Regions from separate parts of the Mus musculus genome. Here region 2 is linked to region 1. A link is a loop called in an ENCODE intact Hi-C map of the cell type or tissue named here. Cell type or tissue: left cerebral cortex. All regions are shown on one strand. Each heading gives the region's core, and the rest is flanking DNA. Links, peaks and the distances in the headings are about the cores only.

Region 1 (8,427 bases), core at 3,871-6,370:
GGAGGTCTGGAAACTGTTGATGGGAAGCCTGGAAACTGCTGCTGACCCATTGTCCTTATCTCAGGCCAGGTGGTGTGGCAGCTTCTGAGGCCTGGACTTGCCCAGTTCTTGGAAAAAAAGATTTAGGCCTCATCTCCTTAACTGCCAATTTGAAGCCTGTCCTGTAATCAGCCTAGCATTCTCATTAGGAGCTATGACCTCCCTAGCCACAGTTTCTTACATTACATTAACAGGCATGAATTCTCTCCTGTGGAGCAGCCCTTACATTCAATTAAAAGGCTATTGGTTATTACCTTAACAATTATACCATTATTACATTGAGTACCTTACCAAGTCAGTTATTATTATAGCTTGCAGGGTTCACAACTGGGTCTCCTTCTCTCTTTCTTTTTCCTCCCCCAACATAGCACTTTCTGGCACTATGAATGCTGACCAACAGGGAAGAAGATTTCATATCAATAACAGCCTGATTTTCCATGTTCTGTGACCAACATGTATGGTCTTACCGTCAGGTTCTGGTAGGCAACCAAGACCAGTGTGACAATAGCCTTATTGTCAAGACAATAGACAACATTGTTTGGGAAATCTTTTCCATCTCTCTGACCAACAAATCAAAAGGAAGGTATCCCATACCTAGGATGGGACTTTTTGTTTGATATCTTAATGCATCTTGGAGAATCATTAGCCCCTTGTATAGGGCAACTCCCATTAAACTCTTTTTAATATGTCTATTTGGCTTTTTTAGACATCTTTGGTATCAGTTATACTTTAATCTGTCCCCACCTCAACAATATCCTCTCATCATTCCTCCACCTAAACTCTTCTAGTCCCCACTTCATGTCTAACCTGTGCTCTAAAGTTCTTGCTAAAGTTTTCCCCCAACCTGTCATGGTCCCATTTTATTTTCCTGGGTTCTGAGCTAAAAACACAAATCTAAAGATTCCAAGCTAGAATCCACATACAAGAGAGAACAAGAAGTGCTTTTCTGTCTGGGCTTAATTCACTGCTCTCTATGAAATACCAAGTTTCATTTCTTATTCTAAATTCTTCAAATTCATAACTTTTGTCCAACCTAACATCTCCACTCAAATATCTGCCAGACATTTGAAACTTGTGCATCCAAGACAGAGTAGTTCGTTCAACTCATAAGTTTATGCTCCACACCCATCTCCGTCCAATTCTCCACACCTTGGTATCTAGTTGCTTAATCCAAACTCCAGAAGACACCCTTGATTGTTTTCCTTTCCATTATTATTTGTGACTTCCATTGGCAATACTCATTTTTCTACCTCAAATGCATCACAAAGCCATGATCTCACCAGCCATATCTCTGGCACAAGGTTCAAATACAAAATCCTCTTTTTACAGTGTGGCAGCTGTGTAGCTACTACCTTCTCCCACTTTGACGACCCATCCTTTCTGTAGCCAGAGAGATTTCTCCATAAGGAAATTTGAAGCATCTCATTCCTTTGCTTAAAACATTTTAGGAACTACCCATTGCTCCTAAACAGCATCCGAGCTCCGTTGAGGCCTTCAGTGCTCTGCGGGACCTGACCTGCCACTCTTTGGCCCTCTCTGTTTGCCCACCTTCTGCTACAGATGCTTCTCATTCCCAAGCACACCTTTTCCAGGATATTATAGGCCGGTTCCTATTATTATTAAGGTTTTTCTTAACTGGCCCTTCCAACTGCCCTCCCTTGAGATGGGTATAAGCTACACACCACCATAACCTCCCTTGAGATGAGTATAAGCTACACACCATCATAACCTCTTCCTGGAGGAGCCTTATTACATTCTGAAATTATAGTAGTGATTCACTTATCTGTTAGATGGTCATATCTACACTGTGAGCTGTATGTGGACAAGGTACATCCAGAACAAGCAAGGATCCAATGAATGAATAAGCAGGGGAAAGTGATCATGAGTGTTCCTGCTCAGATGAAAGGGTATCCTGGGACTTGGAAGCCCAGGAACTATACAGCTCTGAGGAGAAAAGGTTTCCCAGTGGAAGCCTTTGACATCCCGAGACATGGGAGTCCAGGAACCTCACAGCTCTGAGAGGAAGCCTCCCCAGCAGAGGCATTGCAGCTCCCAGGGGAGGGTCTCTCCAGCTGAGCTGAGGAGCCCAAGAGCCTCAATCCCACTCCTTTGATTCTTCTCTTCATTGCTTATTTCTTCTTGTCTTCCTAGCTTCTGTGGTGTGCCACTCAGGGACTACATTGATGACTAGAGGTAGACTGATGACTTTTTGAGAAAATCAGAAAGAAAGATAGAAAAAAGATTGTGAGAATTATGTTGCTAGGTAAATTGTATTTATATTCACTTGTTATCAATATCTCCGTATCTCCAAGGCCACCAAGCCCCAGTCTGGAACAGAGTTCATTGTCTCAGTTGGATGCCCAGGCCAGGCCACTGACTCTCATATGTTACAGATTTTTAGTCAAAGGTTCTTAGCCAACTTACAGGAGCAATCACTCAATGCCAGCAGGGTGATATGGTGTGTAGCGCCCAGGTTTGGCTCCTGGCAGCTTTGTGCATGAAGAAGGAGGCTATCCTCTAGTTCTCTCCGCTCTCCTGCTTGTCCACATGATGAGATACTTGGCTGTGGCCTTTCAATATTCCATTCATAGGAACAAGGTTATATTGCAAGAATCCTAGTGTCAAATTCTAAACTAGAATCCTTGCTGTCAAATTCAGCCCGAGGACAGCAGCAGCAGTAGGCCACGCCAGTGATTTATGATTCGTCTCCTTTATCATCTCCTTTTATTGGGTTTTTCTTTAACTATGTTCCCTTAGCGCATGTCTAAGAAGTACTACTCAAGGCAGGAAAATTTATTAGTGCTGGGCTGAGCACAGTGTCGGAATTTTAAGTGCAGAACCTGTTCAGTGAAATTCACTGCTGTGTTGCTTCACATTTTCTTTTCTTAAGATACTGGACTAAGAAATGAAGGCTGTATGGGAAGAACAGGAAGGCTACTCATGGCCACTGGATAATAGGCATCTCATAGCCAGTGTAAGAATGTCATCCATGGCAAAAATCAATTGACTCTCCCTCTTACAGGACCATATATAATACATGCTGGCATATCATCCTTTCTGCCTACCCAGCCAGCTTGCAGCATAAGAACAAAATCAGATTTCATTGTAATGTGACCAATGAGGAGACAAATCTCAGAGAGATAGGTAAGTTGCCCAAAGACTCAAAACTCATAATCGTCTATGTAGGGCTCAGAAAGGGTCTCTGGCTCATAACCCGATGCTCTCCCCACATTGCCTCACTGTCCAGAGCAAGGCAAAGAACGTGCTGAAAGCCTGAGTCATGGAAAGCATACACACATAAGAAACAATAAGAATGCATGTGTACCAGGGGCTGATTGGGTGCTGTGCTTTGCTCATTGACTACCCATGGGCATCAAGTCTTGTCCAAGATTGTACCTCAGGATGAGCCACAAATCTTTTATTCTTTGTCTCAGACACTTTGGAGAAGATGTCAAAAAGACCTTTATTGTCAGAACTTGGTAGTATCTCGATAGAATCTCTTGTCCTCAGAGAAGCCTGACATCCCAGTGTGTCTCATTGTCCCTAGAACTACCCTCTTTACCTCCACTGTGGAACTTGTCCATTTCAAGCTAGGATCCCCACATAACACGGGGTGTGGTTCAGACAGTGCTGGGCATGGCCTTGAAAATCCACTGCTTCCACCATCAGTTAAGGTGACTACCATATGATGCTGTGACCATTGTCCCCATTAAACTGAGTGACCACACAGCAGAAAGTCATAGTTATATGTATCAGGCAAGACAGTTGAAGCCACATAAACAGAATCCAGATTGATAACAATGGTACTCGGTACACATGCAGGAACCAGATGTATTCGTGAACATGATGGAGAGAGGGTTGAGAGGGGCAATGGCCAACAGTGGAAGCTACTGGGATCCAGGGAGGCTGTGTGCACAGCTGGAGAAGGGCTGAACTTTATAAATGAGAATCAGCAAGAGCAGATGACAGGCACTCAAACAAGGGTTTATAGGGATGGTGGTGCTATCCCGTGCAGCAGTGAGACTGAATCTAGGTTGATAGATGTGAAGGTCTGAGCTTTACCCACAGGTACCATTAGCACAAGGTTTGCTGACCCTAAGCGTAAGGTAACGCCATCTCTGAGACTTCCATACTAGTGCTTGTCTTTGTTTGTTTGTTTGTTTTTGTTTGTTTGCTTGCTTTTTGTTGTTGTTGTTCTTTTCTGAAGCCCCTTTCCACACAGTGTCTCCTTTACAGGCCAAGAACCTCTAGTCTCTAACCAAAATTCACCAGCTTGTACACTTTCCACTAGTCTCAGCACCTGGGGTTTCATGTGGCATAGCTGCACAAGTTGGACAACCTGAAGACAGGCTGACTCCCACGTGCCACGGAGATGCTGTTAACACATGAGCAAAGCCATCAGAGACTAGGGTCAGGAACCCATGAGCCTAACCTCCTAGAAATACAACCGAAAATCTAATCAACTTCTTGGGACATAGGAATAGCCAGAGGTTTACTGTGAGAGAGCAAACAGTGAATCAAGAGATGGGTAGCTTCAATAAACACTCAACCCATGGACTCCAAAGTAAGAAGCCTCAGAGAGCATTTGACAGAGTTCAAAGGAACAGAACGCCTCTCGGCCTTACTGCGTTAGAAGCTGGCCCAGCAGGATTTGATGATTCTGTTATATACTTTGCATCTAGCTTAGTGATAAGCCAGGTCTCTCCAAGCCTGAATGCTACAAGCTCTGACTGTTACTATTATATGAATCCCAGTATATTCTGTTATTGTTTGACCCCTAAGTCTCCTGCCTGCCTCATCTTGTGAAATATTGATCATATTACCCAACTCATAGGTTATTCCTCCTAGACTTGGGATTTCTGTGGACTAGGGAATCTTGTGTCTGAGTCTTCTGTAAAGTATCAATGACTCCACATCCACAGGAGTTGCAGCACAGTTCTTCTGGCCCACCCCTCCCCTCCTGCCTCCATTACTGCCACCTTGGTTCTTAGATACATTCCTCTAACAATCTCAACCATATGGAAGTCTAACACCCCAGAAGGTAGTTCTGTGAAAAGAAATTTTAGTTAGTTTGACTCAAATAATCTAGTTTTAAACATACTTTTAAAATAGAACAAACTTTTAATTCTTTAAAAAAAAAAATTCCATGGTGCTTTGTCTGATGAAATTAGACATTTGATCCCTGGATTTTGTAGAAGACTCTGTTCATATTTTAAGGTGAAGATTCTACAAAAAGAGAAATGAGTTCAAGGACTCCAATAGTGTAGCCATTAAGGACAATTAATAACTAGAACTTCATGGAGCTTAAACGTTTCTGTAGTGTAAGGGACACCATCATTTGAACAGAGTAGTAGCCTGAAGAACAGGGGGGAAATCGTTACTACACATCTTACAGAGTTAGTAGCTAGGATATAAAAAGTTTAAAAAAATGAACATCAAGAAAATAAACTGGAGTGGGGGCCCAGAGCAAGCAGAGCCGGAGTGGGTGTGGCTGGAGCAAGAGGGAGAAGGGAAGGGGGAAAAAAAGAAAATAAACTGACTAAAAGTGGTATAAAACTAAGCAGAGAATACAAAAAGAAGGAAGAAAGAAAGAGAGAGAGAGAGAGAGAGAAAGGAAGGAAGGAAGGAAGAAAGAAAGAAAGAGAGAAAGAAAGGGAGAAAGAGAGAGAGAGAAAGAAAGGGAGAAAGAGAGAAAGAGAGAAAGAAAGACAGATGGCCAAAGACACTTTTATTTTTCCTATATCAGTTTTATTTAAAACACAAATAAGTATTTCTCTTTCATTAATAGCAAATGGCTCAAATAATGTTGAACACAAATCACTGACAAATACAGGGCATTAACTTAGGAAATTAGGAAATTAGTCTGAACTTAGGAAATTAGTCTGAACAGGTGAGAGGGTGCGCCACAGAACCAGACAGCTTCTGGGACAGGCTGAGGCACAGAGCCGCTGAGGCAGCACCCTTTGCGGGCCGCAGACAGCCAGCCACCGTCCGGACCAGAGGACAGGTGTCCGCCTGGCTCGGAAGGCGGCCTCAGCCTCAGGAGCAGCAGGCGCCATCTTGGTTCCCGGACTCCTCCAAACTTAGGAATTTAGTCTGCACAGGTGAGAGTCTGCACCACAGAAGCTGACAGCTTCTGGGACCTGCCAAAGCAACACAGCTTCTGAGAAAGGCCCTGTTTTGGGCCTTCTTCTTTGGCCAGGAGGAGGTCCAAACACAAGATATATGCGCACCTTCCCTGTAAGAGAGCTTGCCAGCAGAGAGTGCTCTGAGCACTGAAACTCAGAGGAGAGAATCTGTCTCCAGGTCTGCTGATAGACAGTAACAGAATCACCAGAAGAACAATCTCTAAACAGAGTCAACTATAACAACTAAATCCAAAGATTACCAGATGGCGAAAGGTAAACGTGGGAATCTTACTAACAGGAACCAAGACCACTCACCATCATCAGAACCCAGCACTCCCACTTCGCCCAGTCCAGGGCACCCCAACACACCCGAAAACCTAGACCCAGATTTAAAAGCATATCTCATGATGGTGGTAGAGGACATCAAGAAGGACTTTAATAACTCACTTAAAGAAATACAGGAGAACACTGCTAAGGAGTTACAAGTCCTTAAAGAAAAACAGGAAAACACAATCAAACAGGTAGAAGTCCTTACAGAAAAAGAGGAAAACACATCCAAACAGGTGATGGAAATGAACAAAACCATACTAGACCTAAAAAAGGAAGTAGACACAATAAAGAAATCTCAAAGTGAGGCAACACGGGAGATAGAAACCCTAGGAAAGAAATCTGGAACCATAGATTCGAGCATCAGCAACAGAATACAAGAGATGGAAGAGAGAATCTCAGGTGCAGAAGATTCCATAGAGAACATCGGCACAACAATCAAAGAAAATGGAAAATGCAAAAAGATCCTAACTCAAAATATCCAGGAAATCCAGGACACAATGAGAAGACCAAACCTACGGATACTAGGAGTGGATGAGAATGAAGATTTTCAACTCAAAGGACCAGCAAACATCTTCAACAAAATTATTGAAGAAAACTTCCCAAATCTAAAGAAAGAGATGCCCATGAACATACAAGAAGCCTACAGAACTCCAAATAGACTGGACCAGAAAAGAAATTGCTCCCGACACATAATAATCAGAACAACAAATGCACTAAATAAAGATAGAATACTAAAAGCAGTAAGGGAAAAAGGTCAAGTAACATATAAAGGCAAGCCTATCAGAATTACACCAGATTTTTTACCAGAGACTATGAAAGCCAGAAGAGCCTGGACAGATGTTATACAGACACTAAGAGAACACAAAATCCAGCCCAGGCTACTATACCCGGCCAAACTCTCAATTACCATAGATGGAGAAACCAAGGTATTCCACGACAAAACCAAATTCACACATTATCTCTCCACAAATCCAGCCCTTCAAAGGATAATAACAGAAAAAACCCAATACAAGAATGGGAACAACGCCCTAGAAAAAACAAGAAGGTAATCCCTCAACAAACCTAAAAGAAGACAGCCACAAAAACAGAATGCCAACTTTAACAACAAAAATAAAAGGAAGCAACAATTACTTTTCCTTAATATCTCTTAATATCAATGGTCTCAACTCCCCAATAAAAAGACATAGACTAACAAACTGGCTACACAAACAAGACCCAACATTTTGCTGCTTACAGGAAACTCATCTCAGAGAAAAAGATAGACACTACCTCAGAATGAAAGGCTGGAAAACAATTTTCCAAGCAAATGGTATGAAGAAACAAGCTGGAGTACCATCCTAATATCTGATAAGATTGACTTCCAACCCAAAGTGATCAAAAAAGACAAGGAGGGGCACTTCATTCTCATCAAAGGTAAATCCTCCAAGAGGAACTATAAATTCTGAATATCTACGCTCCAAATACAAGGGCAGCCACATTCATTAAAGATACTTTAGTAAAGCTCAAAGCACACATTGCACCTCACACAATAATAGTGGGAGACTTCAACACACCACTCTCACCAATGGACAGATCATGGAAACAGAAACTAAACAGGGACACAATGAAACTAACAGAGGTTATGAAACAAATGGACTTAACAGATATCTACACAATATTTTATCCAAACAAAAGGATATACCTTCTTCTCAGCACCTCATGGTACCTTCTCCAAAATTGAACACATAATAGGTCACAAAACAGGCCTCAACAGATTCAAAAATATTGAAATTGTCCCATGCATCCTATCAGATCACCATGCACCAAGGCTGATCTTCAATAACAAAATAAATAATAGAAAGCCAACATTCACGTGGAAACTGAACAACACTCTTCTCAATGATACCTTGGTCAAGGAAGGAATAAAGAAAGAAATTAAGGACTTCTTACA
Region 2 (8,427 bases), core at 2,817-5,316, 82 kb after region 1:
CTAATTTTCCACATTCTGTATTCTTCCGATGAGCACAGAAACAGATTTCTTCCTCACAGGTCACCAGGTTCATGGTCCCTCGTATGTGTCAGGAGCATAGTCACCATCTTGCTTTCCTGGCGATATTCACATTCTGGTTCCTGAGAACACAGAGACTAGTAAAGGCCACCTTCAGATCAATAGGTGGCTTCTACCTCATCCTAAGCTCTAGGGTTGCTTGTGCTGTTAGAGTCACAGCTACAACCAGTTCAGGGAACCCTATGGAAGAAGAAGTGGAAAGAGTAAAAGAGCCAGACCCCCCAGAGCTCCCAGAGACTAAACTACCAATTAAAGAGTATCCATGGCTCCCGCTGCCTATGTAGCAGAGGTTGGCCTTGTGGGATATCAATGGGAGGAGAGGCCCTTGGTCCTTTGAAGGTTTGATGCCCCATTATAGAGGAATGCCTAGATGAGGAAGTGGGAGTGGGTGGGAGGGTGGGTGGAGGGAACACCCTCATAGAAGCAAGGGGGGGGGGGGATGGAATAAGGGAGGTTGGAGGGGAAACCAGGAAAGAGGATAACATTTGAAATGTAAATAAAGAAAATACCTAATAAAAATTTCAAAAAAAATATTTCCTCTATGGCTAAAACAAAAATTGAGAGTTCTCAAATTAATAACTTAATGATGCACTTGAAGGTCTTGGAGAAAACAAGAACAGTAAATAGGAAGAAATAATCAAAATCAGAGATGAAATGGAAGCAAAAAAAAAGTGGTACAATGAATTAATGAACACTCAGTTCTTTGAAAAGATTAACAATAGTGACAAACCTTTAACCAAATTAACCCAAAATAAAGAGAGACAACCTAAATTAACAAAATTAGCCATAAAATGGAAGACATCACAATGGACAGTGAAGAAATGCATCAAATTATAAAGATACAGTTTTACAAGTTATTCTACTGGAAAACCTAAAAAAAAAAAAAAAAAAAAAAGAGTGACTTTCTAGATATATATGACCTACCCATGTAAAACCAAAATGAAGTAATAATTTAAACAGACACATAGCAACCAATGAAGTAGAAATAGTAATTAAGAATCTCAGGAAAGACACCATGTGATCACTTATTAAATACAGAAAAGATCTTTGACAAAATCCAATATTTCTTCATAATAATAGTCCTGGGGAATCCAGAGCTGTGGGGAGCATATGCAAATATAATAAAAGCAACATACAGTAAGCTCAGAGTCAAAACCACCCTAAATGGAGAAAAATTCAAAGTATTTCCACTAAGATCAAGAACAAAACAAGAATGTCCACTCTCCCAAGTCTTGTTCAATAAAGTGTTTGAAGTCTTATCACGAGCAATAGCACAAGAGAAGTAGATAAAGGGCACAAAGGTAGGAAAGGAAGACCAAATTTGAAGATGATATGATTTTATATATAAAAGACTCCACCGGAAATCTCCTAAAGCTGATAAATTTTTTTTAAAAAGCAAGATATAAAATTAGCATACTGAACGCTTTGCCCTTCCCACATAGCGACAACAAAAATTGAAAACAGAAATGGGGAGATGATTTTACTCACCATAGCCTCAGCGAAACAAAGACTCTAGTTCAAGTGGATCAAGAGAAGACCTGATATCCTGAGTCTGAAAGAGGAGAAAGTTGAGAATATACTTATTGGCACAGTAAAAGGCTCCCTGAAAAGGACTCTGGGGCTGGAGAGATGGCTCAGTGGTTAAGAGCACTGACTGCTCTTCCGAAGGTCCTGAGTTCGAAACCCAGCAACTACATGGTGGTTCATAACCATACGTAACAAGATCTGACGCCCTCTTCTGGTGTGTCTGAAGGCAGCTACAGTGTGCTTACATATAATAAATAAATTTTCTAAAAAAGAGAAAAAGGAAAGGACTCTGGTAGTGCAAATATTAAGACTCACAATAACCAAATGGGACCTTGTGGACTAAGAAGCTTCCGTACAGCAAAGGACACCATCATTTGAGGGAAGGAGCCATGTAGAGTGCCAACAGTCCTCCTTCCTAGGGACTTTTACATCTGACATCTGACAGGAATTCATATCTGGAACATACAAAGAACAACAACAACAAAAAAAAAAAACCACTAAACTCCATTAAAAATGGAATGAAAGTAAACAGAATTCTCAAAAGAAGAAATATAAATGGTGGAGAAATACTTTTTTTCCCTAATGTTCAACATCCTTAGTCATGGGGAATTAAGTGGGGTTGAGGGATATGGAGAGAGGAGAAGGTGACAAGAATGGCTAATCGAGAAAATATGGAAAGGCCCTGTGGAATCCTAGTATTTTGTAAATCTATTAAAGAAAATGATTTTTAAGTCTAAGTGGAGACACTGTGTGAGTGGACAATGCTCCTCCCAAAAGCCAAATGGTATTAAATGAAAATCCAGTACCAAGTATGGGATACTTGCCTGTGATCTGTTGGTTAACAAGGTCCCAGAGGGCCGCACACAGTGCAAGCTATTGCCAATGTCCCTGGATGTCCACCCACTAGTAAGCCCCTGTTGCCGGAGAAGCCACACACTCACGTTGTATGACACTGAGGTAAGAAGCCTGACCTGCCTGCAAGGGTGCCTTCCTGCTAGGCAGACTGCATAGCACCACATAGGCTGCCACTGAACAAAAGCATCACCTGGCCTGCAGTCATCTGAGAGGAAAGTGCCAACTGTCAACTGAGAGCCTGCCTTGATCATATTGTTCTCCACACGACTGTGGGGACTGCCCTGTATGTTAATTGATGGAGGGGGGGCGGGTGTTGAGCCTCTGCGGTTTCTAGTCAAGGGCCTGCAAGGGGGGGGGGGGGGAATCCTGCTTTGATTCCCCTCAAAAATGGAGTGTGACTTGGAAGTGCTACCACATAAATCTCTTTGTCCTCTAACTTGCTTTCAGTCACGGAGTTTTATTACAGTAACAGAAAGAAAACTGAAACAAAAGTGAATATTAACTATCCTGTGGCCAGTAAGGTGCTGGGAAGAAGCTCTGGGAAAATGGTGAATGAGGAGGGTACAGAGACAGTGGGAGCCAAGACATACTAAACCTTAGTGGGGTCGAGGAAGATTTTTAGTTACCATGGCAACAGAAAGCCTTTAAGGAAGCCGGGTAGGAAATGAAAAGAGAGTAGATCCTATCTGCACTGGGGAAAGGTGCTTCTGGGTGCCAGATGGAGCAGGGACTGTGGATGGCGATGGGGACAGTAGCAACACAGACTGCTAGACAATGGGATAAGACATCACTGAAGTGATTTTTTTACATGTCTCTGTTCCCAATTGCCTCCATCCTGCACCTTAAGTAATGGCATCTATTTGCAAATAAAAGTTGCCTTGGCATTCAGAACAATGCTAATGCCCTATAATTACATCATGGCTAATGCCCATGATATAATTTCATGTATAAAAGACCCTAAAGACTCTACTGGGAGACATCTACAGCTGATAAACACTTCCATCAAAGTAGCAGGATACAAAATTAATGCACAAAACTTAGTAGCCTTCCTATACACAAGCTCCAGAAAGCTCCAGGTGGCAACACTTGTCAGTCATGATTGACAGATGATAAACATCTTGGCAACAGTAATTCTGGGGCAGTGAACTGGCTGTAAGAAAACGGTTACTAGCACAAAGCTCTTTTCTGAACAGCATCCTGGCCATCGCATTACTAGTGAGGTGGCTCCGAAATCTAGAAGCAAAGGTTTTCTATTTCCCAAACAAATTATAAGGTTCTTTCCTTCAGTGGCCGCTCTCAGCACCTCAGACAAAAACCCTGGTGTTTTATTTCCAAGGTAGAAATAATAGGAAACAGTAATAAGAGGATCCACCACACTCATGCTTGGTGTCACCAGGGGTTTTAGACAGTGTAAGAACAGGGTGATGCCTGTACAGGTCTCTTCTCTCGTCCACACAGAGGGAGGATGTGTGGCTGGGGTGCCATTGCCGAGCCTCTGAAGGACTCAGCATTCACAGATGGCACAAGGATGCATCCAACTATCCACTGACTGAATGTGCGAGCTCTGCCCAACGATATGAGTAAATCACCACAGAAAAGGGATGTGGGAGGTTCAGGCAACAGCTCCGCCCAGGCTGGGAAAGGTCACTCTCCATTTCAGAGGTGTCCTTCATTTCAAACAAGGCTTTATCTAAACCTGTCCTGAAGAAGCTGAAGAAATTGGCCAGACCTGATCCTGTCATTGTGAGATTTCTTCATGATCCCCTGGTATGCCCACGCTCATGTTTCTCTCTCAGCTTGAAATCTGGCAGTAGAGACAGAGCTGGCCATGTGCCTCATAGCTCCAACACTCTCTAGAAGTAAACATAGAGGCAATACCTCCAGGATCTGAATTTCAGTGTATCATTGGTAGTAGCAGCTTCTGACAACGCAAGGAAAGCAGGAACAAGACAAGGACCTATCCAATGGAGACCTAAGGCTTAACTTAAACACAAGACAACCGAAGGAGAGCAAATAAAGAAAGAAGGTGTCAAAGTATCCTTAATGTGTAGATGATATAATTTCATGTATAAAAGACCCTAAACACTCTACTGGGAGACATCTACAGCTGATAAACATTTCCATCAAAGTAGCAGGATACAAAATTAATGCACAAAACTTAGTAGCCTTCCTATACACAAGTGACAAACAGATTGAAAAAGAAATCAAGGAGTTGTAGCTTTTGAGATATAGGTAGGTAGATGATAGATAGATAGATAGATAGATAGATAGATAGAACGCTAACCAAGCAACTGGACTTATATAATAAAATTTTAAGACATTAAAGAAGCAAACTGAAGAAGACACTAGAAGGTGGAAGCATCTCCCATGCTAATGGATCAGTAGGATTAATATTATAAAATAGCTATCCTAACCAAAAGCAATCTGCAGATTCAATATAATACCCATCAACATTCTTCATGGAGATTTAAAAAAAAAACATTTAATGTCACAAAAAATACAAAAAACCTAGGATAGCTAAAGGCAGTCCTGAATAATAATAGAACTATTGGAGGTATTACCATCCATGACTCTAAGTTGTACTGCAGAGCTATAGTAGGAGGGAAAAAAGCAAAAAAAAAAAAAAAAAAAAAAAAAAAAAAAAAAAAAAAAAAGCACAGTTTTAGCAAAGCATTAGTACTTAAAAGATCCATTAATTAGTGGAATCAAATTGAAGACCCATACATAATTCCACATACATATGGACACAATTTTTGGCAGAGAAGCCAGAAATACACACTGGGGGAAAACAACACCATCTTCAACCAATGGTACTAGGCATGTAGAAACTGGATAGCTGCATGTAGAAAAGTGAAAATAGATCCATATCTACTACCCTGGACAAAATTCAATTGCAGGTGGATTAAGGTCCTCAACATAAGAGCAGATCCTCTGAATCTGAGAGAAGAGAAAATGAGGGCAAGTTTGAACTCATTAACACAGGAAAGGACTTTCTGAACGGGACACCTTTAGCATAGATATTATGACTTACAGCTGATAAATCGACCTCATGCAGCTGAAAAGGTTCTGAATGACAAAGAACGTCACCATTCAGGCAAAGCAGCAGCCTACAGAGTGGAGAGAAACCCATTACCAACTGTACATCTGATTGAAGGTTAGCACCTACAAAGAACTAAAAAACTGAACATCAAAAATAAAAAAAAAAAAACCCAAACAACACAATTTCAAAATGGAGCACAAACTAAGCAGAGAGACCCCAAAAAGATGAAACACAAATGACCACAAAACACTTTTAAAATGGTCACCATGCTTAGCCATCAGGGAGATGCAAATTAGAACTACTTTGAGATTTCATTTTGCCCCAGTCAGAGTGGCAAAGATCACTAAAGCACACCACACAACACACCAGTGAGGATGTGTAGTAAGGAGAACATTTTTCCTTTGCTGGTGAGAGTACAAATTTGTACAGCCACTATGGGCATCATCAGTGTGGAGTTTCCTCAGAAAGCTGAAAATCAGTCTACTTCAAGATCCAGCTATACCACTCTGGGATGTATATCAAAGAACTCTACACCCCACCGCTTGCTCATCCGTGTTCATTGCTGCTCTATTCAAAATAGCCAGGTTGGAAACAGCTTAGATAGCTACCAGTGATGCATGCATAATGAAAATGTAGTACATTTGTACAACGGAGTATTATTCAGCAGTTACGAAAAATGAAATCTCCAGGTAAGTGGATAGAACTAGAAAAAAATCATCCTGAGTGAGATGAGCCAGACCTCAACAGACAAATGTTGCATTTTTTTCTTACATGTGGATGTTAGCTTTTAAGCTTTTGATATGTCTTTCGATCTGAATAACCACAGTGGTTAGGCACCTGGGAAGGGGTCAGGATCAGGTAAGAGGATCTCTCAAGGAAGAAAGAATAGAATAGAATGTTATGGAGTGAATTAAGAAAGTGGAATAGAAGGATTGAATGGGGAGGGTATTGGGAATAAGGATAAAGGTGGAGCTATAATAAGGGACCCCTAACACTAAAGGTCTTCTGCAACGGTCAAATGGAAGGCTATTACTGTGGAAGCTTCCTAAAACATATACATCTATGAAAAGACTTTAAGTGAAGCTATAATCTAAAGGAGGACACAAAGCCCTGATTAGCCATCTTATACCAACCAAGTAAAGGCCGCAGTGCCAGAAATGGGTTACATCTTGTTGAGTCATGAGCCAGAGGGGTTCCATGGAACCTCAAACATCACAGGCTGTTGCTAAGGTATTGGTTACTCTTCACAACCATGATGCTGAGGCCTTACTTCTGATGGTAACACTGGTGCCTAACTAGAAGCGTCACCCCTACTGACTAGCATTCATGGTACTGGAAGGTAGTTTGCATGCTACTGGAGAAGAAACTACATCATCAATACCACCCAGCCACAAACCCTGTGACCTACAGCAGCCTACAAGATGGACTGATACAATAATGGCGCAAATGGTATGGTAGCATTCAAGAACCTTTTTATTGGATTTAAGGCCCACTCCATGAGATGAAACCCGTAACTGACTCTGTTAAAATGCACAAAAGAGCCTGAGACTAGATAGTGCATTGGCCTAGAGGAAAACTGTCTTAGTTAGAGTTTTACTGCTGTGCACAGACACCGTGACCTAGGCAACTCTTATAAGGACAACATTTAATTGGGGCTGGCTTACAGGTTCAGAGGTTCAGACCATTATCATCAAGGTAGAAGCATGGCAGCATCTAGGTAGGCAGGGTACAGGAGGAGCTGAGAGTTCTACATCTTCATCTGAAGGCTGCTAGCAGAATACTGACTTCTAGGCAGCTAGGACAAGGGTATTAAAGCCCACACCCACAGTGACACACCTACTCCAACAAGGCTACAGTTCCTAATAGTGCCATTCCCTAGACCAAGCATGTTCGAACCATCACAAAAACCTAATGCTAATGTTTTATTCTACTAAAGGAATAAAACAATAAAATGAATTCTAATGGCATATTTCTATATTTATAGATCAGTGCCTTGTTCATCCCTCATCAGAGAAATTTCTTCTTGCAACAGAAGGAGAGGAACACAGAGTCCACAGGTGGACAATGTTCAGAGAGTGAGACTTTGGAGCTCTCAGTCCTAAATGTGATGTCGTCATCACCTCCCCTGTTCAGGACACAGGGATCCATGTGAAGAGGAGGTGGGAAGAATGGAAGAACCAGAGGTGGTGGATGACCTAAGGAAGCAGTATCCTCCAGATAATGGACTGATGCACAGTTGATGAACTCTAAGGCACTATGTCAGCATGCACCAGACCTACACCGTTTCGGCACTGAGGACGGGAAGGGGAAACATGTTTGTTTCTACTCCTAACCAATAAGCTATTTGTAGTTGATACCCATTGAGAAAGTGACAGTTTGTTCCAATGGAGTCACTGGGCAAATCAACCATGCTGCAGTGCAGGGGCCCCGTGCCCAAGTAATAACTGGCCAACTCAAAGTGAAATCTGTTAAATTTTGTAGACTTCTTATTGTATTTTGACATTTTTTGTTTTATTCATTTTTGGTTTGTTGGATTTTTTTTGATTTGTTTCATTTTGTCTTTTTTTTATTTTCTTTTTTTTTGTGAGTTTTTATAGAAAAGTGGGGAGGGAAAGAGAGTTGAATGAGGGAGAAAATGGGGGAAGACCTGGGTGACATTGGAGTAGTGAAAGCATGATCAAATATATAGAAAAAAATTAATAAAATTTTAATTTAAAGTGTATACATGTGTGTGTATGTGTAACTTATAAAACATCAGTTTTCTCTAGTGCCCATAAGCAGTACAGATTAAGTTTTGCCCTTAAGACACCTGCATTCTAGCAAGCTTGTTCTGCTTTCCACAAAACTGGGATGGCTCTGTTATTCAAGGGTGGAAACACAGTAACCGTAACTTATTGTATAACGTGAAACTTGTTTAAGTTGGAATG

Evidence for each region. Peaks named below come from ENCODE experiments on the same cell type or tissue, not always from the same donor. Only the 100,000 strongest peaks of a DNase experiment are listed, where the experiment ranks them.
Region 2: a loop joins it to region 1, with 2.0 times the contacts of the local background. A loop is called at or near these places in 2 of 42 quality-filtered maps.

Annotation. Positions count from the first base shown.
Region 1 is chr10:58,778,382-58,786,808 of GRCm38, reverse strand. No RefSeq gene overlaps it. Among named protein-coding and RNA genes, the nearest start is that of Sh3rf3, 31 kb to the left of the region's middle. In left cerebral cortex, for the core only: no CTCF peak of the experiment used is centred there; a DNase peak (open chromatin) is centred at 4,998.
Region 2 is chr10:58,694,999-58,703,425 of GRCm38, reverse strand. It overlaps BB019430 (expressed sequence BB019430), which reads right to left and starts at 6,681. Exons shown (of 5, transcript NR_033565.1): 1 at 6,634-6,681; 2 at 5,492-5,567; 3 at 1,921-2,060; 4 at 1,567-1,630; 5 at 1-140. In left cerebral cortex, for the core only: no CTCF peak of the experiment used is centred there; a DNase peak (open chromatin) is centred at 4,179.